Linked DNA regions of Homo sapiens: region 2 is linked to region 1. A link is an interaction called in ENCODE POLR2A ChIA-PET data of the cell type or tissue named here. Cell type or tissue: OCI-LY7. All regions are shown on one strand. Each heading gives the region's core, and the rest is flanking DNA. Links, peaks and the distances in the headings are about the cores only.

Region 1 (2,918 bases), core at 113-2,612:
TGGGCAACATAGTGAGATCCCCGTTTTTACAAAAATAAAAATTGAAAACTATTTAAAAAAAATAGAACAAGAAAGAAATGTGCACCTCTGTTTCTGCCATGCTATACTTGGAAATCAGCCAGGAAGGGAAAGAGCTTTTTGTGCAGCAACTCAGGCTGCCTCCTTGTGCTCTGGAAAAGACTTTCTCTCTGCCCCTCTTTGTTCTGCAGCCTGGGGTGCAGGTTTCTGCCAGGCTGGCCCTTCAGGTTGCCTGCTTTGCTCCTTTGGGCTGGGCCTTTGTAAGGGTGGCACCTGTGCGTGCCACATCCTGCAGGGTTCTAGGGGCATTGCTGCTTTATTGAGGTTTGTTGGTTCGTTGCCATCCTTTCCTGACCCTCCTTTCCTTAGACTAGCATCAAGTTGTCTACATGAACTGAATTCACCAAAACTGTTGTTAGAGATCTGCTGGTAGCAAGCCCTAAGCCTGTCATGAACAGGCCTTAAAGAAACTGGCCATAAACAGCATTTCTGCAGCAATGTGACATGCTCGTGATGGCTATCACGCACACTGCTAAAAGTTGTTGGTTTACTGGAGCGGGACAAGGAAAACCTGGCCCACCCAGAGTGGAAAACTGCTCAAATCACAAACAATAGCAGAAGCGGCCTGTGCCTTAACAACATGCTTTTGCTGCAGATAATCAGCCAGGGCCTGTTTCTCTGCTCCTCACTAGGAATGCTTTTAGTTAATCTATAATCTGTAGAAACTATGCTTATCACTGGCTTTCTGTCAATAAATGTGTGGGTCAACATCTGTTCGTGGCTCTCAGTTTTGAAGGCTGTCAGCCCCCTGATTCCCACTCTGCACTCTATTTCTGTGTCTTTGTCTTAATTCCTCTAGCGCTGCTGGGTTAGGGTCTCCACGACTGAGCTGGTCTCAGCAAGCGGTGCTCAACATGGGGGCTTGAACCCAGGATGAAGAGTCGCTGGAGCGGTGGTTGGAGAACCTGGAAGTAAGCTGGAGAACACCCGAGTACTCTTAAGCAATCCCCGTGGTGAGTAAGAAGGGGAGCTTGGAAGCATCAGGGTAACAATGGGGCAAGGGTCGAGCAGACAAGAGGCTTATTTGAGTCGGCTTCAGCATCTCCTCAGAAAAGGAGGAGTGAAGGTTAGCACTTATGCAGCTTTTTAGTGCAGTAGAGAAATATTGCCCCTGGTTTCTGGACTGAGGAACTATGAATGTAGAGGTCTGGGAAAAGATAGGCGGCACACTGAAAAAGGCATATAAGGATGGTGCTGAGGATATTCCTGTAACTGTCTGGTCAGTGTGGGCTCTGGTTTGCTCCACCTTGGAATCTTTCCACACAGATGATGATGAGGAGGAATCAGAGGAAGAAGAAGAGTGTAATGAAGTAACAGAAGAGGTGACAGAGCAGGTTTGCTTGCCAGCTAAAGCGGCAAAGGAGGGAGAAGTTTGTCCCTACCCCTCTGCACCCCCCATTATTTTGAAGAAGAGTGGCCTGACCCTCCAGATCTTTCTTTTCTGGAGGACGGGGGCAAAAAGTAGCTGCCCTGGTGACCGTTCAAGCAGCGCCTCGAGTGACCTCTCTCAGTTCTATTCAGGCAGGAATCCAGCAAGCTAGACAAGAGGGTGGTATGGATGCTTGGCAGTTCCCTGTTAGAATACATCCACCTGATCAACAGGGGAATATTATAGCTATGTTTGAGACTTTTCCTCTTAAATTACTTAAAGAATTTAAACAAGTTATTAATCAATATGGACCAGGTTCTCCTTTTGTAATGGGACTGTTAAAGGATGTTGCTGTCTCCAGTCAGATGTTGCCAGCGGGGATGGTAGGATTACTTCTAGGTAGGTCTAATTTAAATTTAAAAGGAGCACAAGTACAAACAGGAGCCATTGATTCAGATTACAATGGGGAAATCGAAATTGTTATATCTACTTCTGTTCCCTGGAAAGCAGAGCCAGGAGATCGCATAGTGCAGCTCCTGATTGTGCCGTATGTGGAAATGGGGAAAAGTGAAATTAAATGAACAGGAGGATTTGGAAGCACAAATAAAGAAGGTAAAGCAGCTTATTGGGTGAATCAAATTCCTGATAAACATCCTACCTGTGAAATAACTATTCAGGGAAAGAAATTTAAAGGTTTGGTACATACAGGAGCGGACATTTCAATCATTTCTCTACAGCACTGGCCGTCCACGTGGCCAATTCAACCCTCTCAATTTAACAGAGTTGGAGTTGGTAAAGCCCCTGAAGTATATCACAGTAGTTATATTTTGCATTGTGAAGGGTCCGATGGACAATCTGGGACTATTCAACCAATTGTAACTTCTGTACCTATAAATTTATGGGGAAGAGATTTATTACAGCAATGGAGAGCACAAGTGTTAATTCCAGAACAATTATATAGCCCTCAAATTCAGCATATGATGCAAGAGATGGGGAATGTGCCTGGCACGGGATTAGGAAAAAATTTACAAGGGTTAAAGAAACTACTCCAAGTGGAAGGACAGAATTCTCGTCAGGGTTTAGGATATCATTTTTGATGGCGGCTATTGGTAAGCCTCCAGAACCTATACCGTTACAATGGTTAACAGATAAGCCAATTTGGATAGAACGATGGCCACTGACTAAAGAGAAACTAGAGGCTTTAGAGGACTTCTAATTTTTACTGAACAATTAGGAAAAGGACACATAGCTCCAACATTTTCCCAATGGAATTCTCCAGTCTTTGTTATTAAGAAAGAATCAGGTAAATGGAGAATGTTAACTGACTTAAGGGCCATTAATTCAGTTATGCAACCTATGGGCGCATTGCAGCCAGGATTGCCTTCTCCTGCTATGATTCCAAAAAATTGGTCTTTAATAGTCATAGATGTAAAAGGCTATTTCTTTACTATCCCCTTAGCTGAGCAAGGCT
Region 2 (2,918 bases), core at 266-2,765, 310 kb before region 1:
CCCAGGAACAACCTCCACAACCTGGAGTATATACAAATGAACCCAGCCCTGCTGACTCAGATCCACACCATCCTAAAGCAGGGGTTTCTCATGAATGAAAGGGCTAAGTATTTGGTGGAGAGAATGAGAAGTCTCCCACTGCCCACACATTTTTTCTTCAGAGATTTCTTTTCCAAGAGCCCCTTGAATAAAGGAAGGGAGGGAGCACTGAATGCCCCAGAAATCAGAATGCATGGTGCGGGAAGACGACAGGAAATAGTTCTCAAAGAGATCAGAAAATAAATTGGAAGCAATTTCATTACCACAAAGAACAGACATTTTTTCTAAGGCACCCCTCCCCTTTCCACCCAATTGTCATTCAGCAACTACTGAATACTTACCAATGAAAAACGTTACCCCTGACCTCAAGGCTGCTCCTGAGCTCTGGTAGAAAATGCTTTCCTTGTCTATAAAACATGGCAAGCAAGGCAGGATTTAACAGTAAGGGCACAGTAGCACTGCAAGCCTTCAAATGGAAACCTGGAGACAAGCAGTGAGAACAGGAAGCAAAAGCAGGGCAGGTGAAGCTAGGACCAGGGCATCTGGAACTTTCCACACAGGTTGGATCTCCATGCCAGACAACAGTTTTCAAGGAAAAATATCTAAGAGGAACATGACTTTGGGAAACTTTTTGGCAGTACTGCTTACTGTATACTAGAGAGTAAAAGAATTTGGGGAACATTCACCAATTTGCTTCTTCAGGGGCTTGGGTAGGGAACGTGAACAGGAACCTGGCTCTAATTTCTGAACTTTTTTATCAGTAAAAACAATCCAACAAACGAAAGCTAGTCAGTGAGAGAACTGGGAGGGTCTGCCCTCCTTCCCTGAGTCAAGCCTTCTGGGGGGACCTCCTGACATTTAATTAAGCAAAGACAACGCCCACTGAAGGAAGCTGACCTGAAAGTGACACGCTACTGTGAAATGAGCATGAAGTGGGAGCTTGTTACATATATGAAATGGCCAGCGATCCTGAGCAAAGCGCTTCAGAGCTTGAGACCTAAGTCTTCTCATCTATATACTGAGGGCTGGACAAGATGATCTGTCAAGCCATTTTTATCCCTAATCCACCAAAATCCAATGCTTTAGTTTATTGTCACAAAAGCAGGTATCGAATGGCTATCCTGCAGTGCCTCCAATCAACATTCAGACTTTTTCCCTGAGGCAATATAAGATAACAGTTAACATGTTTTTATCAATTAGGTGGTCATGAGATAAATATATATGGGAAGTGGTAGTTTTTCACTTAAATGCATATAATAATGGTACAGCTCTCTTTGAATAGTATTTGTTTATTTCTTAAATATTTAAGTTCCTAAAGACGGTAAGAATAACCCAAGGAAGTGAAATCAATGTCACAAAGCACATGGCTAAATAACTGCAGGTTTGCAGTGCCATGTGTGAGATCAGATGACAGAAGGGAGAACTACCTTTAGGCAGAGGCTTCTCATGTCCCCTGGAGTGGCCATGTGCTGTTCTACATGACTACTTCCACTTCGGTTATGTAGAAGCTATTTAAAGCACACAGATGTTTGTGATGAGAAAAAAGCCACCCTTAATTGAATAATGGAAATTATAAGCATGATTTGAGGGTGGGGGTGGAGGTGGGAGTAGAGATGGGTAGAAAGGAGTGCAATGGAAACAAAGGAGCCTTCATAAAATTCAAGTCACTTCTTAGGATAACGTGATTGATTTACTCACCACCTTCTTAGGAACATAAAGCAAACAAGTGGGTTTTCCTTTTACTGCTTTTCTGAAATGAGCTACACTCAAGAAAGCAGCACGGGGGTTGTGCTGTCCCTGCACAGTGGCAGGAGAGTATGAGGAGCAGGTGAATGCCACAACAGCTCCATCCAAGATCATTTTTCACATGCAGGAACCATTCTTATACTACCCTTTACTGGTAATTTCTGTAGAAATCTGGAAGTCTGGTTGACACCCTCCTGTACAGTGTGCAGTGAATCAACATCATTTCCCTTGGACTTTGCAATCACGGTGGCATTCATACATTCATTCAACAAGTATGTATGTACAGGACAGTGGAGTAAAGAAAACAGATAGTTCTTACTCTCACGAGGCTTAAAATTTCAGGAGGGAACTAGGCAGTCATGAAGTAAACATAAAAACACAGATTGTAATAGGCACTAGAGAATAATGAAGACTTTGGGGAACACAATTTAAATTGGAAAAATATCTCAGTTCCGTTAACACATGTTGAAGGGGAATAGCATTGTTTTGCTGGATTTGGGGCCTGGATGCAAGCATGTTGGGTATGCATTGTAGGGTAATGCATTTCCTTCCATTTGGGCCCAAGTGTATATTTACCACCCAGTTGTGATGAGCTGGGATCCTCCTGCTCAATCTCAGCTTGAAGCACTTGGAGGTTATCTGCCTGCTGTGGGTGATTATTTTGGAGCAAGGTACTTCATTTGCCTCAAGAAACAGATTTGATACCACTACTGTGCCCTTTTGGAACAGAGAAGTAGGCAAGACCCCAGTGTGAGGCAGAGTGATGGGATCTTTAGGGACATAATTGATGATGTAACTGATGATGATTTTGGAGTTTATACATTTCCAAAGTTTCAAAATATTTTCACTTGGTTGATTTATCTTTATGGTGATGACACTACGTAGATATATGCCCTTCTTAAAAGTTACAGTAAGAGGCTGGGAGCGGTGGCTCACGCCTATAATCCCAGCACTTTGGAAGGCCGAGGTGGGCAGATCATGAGGTCAGGAGATTGAGACCATTCTGGCTAACACGGTGAAACTCCGTCTCTACTAAAAATACAAAAAAATTAGCCGGGCGTGGTGGCGGGCGCCTGTAGTCCCAGCTACTCAGGAAGCTGAGGCAGGAGAATGGCGTGAACCCGGGAGGCGGA

What was found. ChIA-PET counts read pairs that join two places held together with the same protein. Peaks named below come from ENCODE experiments on the same cell type or tissue, not always from the same donor. Only the 100,000 strongest peaks of a DNase experiment are listed, where the experiment ranks them.
Region 2: POLR2A ChIA-PET joins it to region 1 with 5 read pairs; 2 of 35 experiments call an interaction of 5 or more read pairs at or near these places.

What each region holds. Positions count from the first base shown.
Region 1 is chr15:25,635,654-25,638,571 of GRCh38, forward strand. It overlaps LOC124903448 (a long non-coding RNA gene), which reads left to right and starts at 799. Exons shown (of 2, transcript XR_007064543.1): 1 at 799-1,031. In OCI-LY7, for the core only: no CTCF peak of the experiment used is centred there; no DNase peak of the experiment used is centred there.
Region 2 is chr15:25,328,415-25,331,332 of GRCh38, forward strand. The region is part of intron 146 of SNHG14 (small nucleolar RNA host gene 14); the gene reads left to right. Among named protein-coding and RNA genes, the nearest start is that of SNORD109B, 52 kb to the left of the region's middle. In OCI-LY7, for the core only: no CTCF peak of the experiment used is centred there; a DNase peak (open chromatin) is centred at 1,507; H3K4me3 peaks cover 1,066 bases; H3K27ac peaks cover 1,728 bases.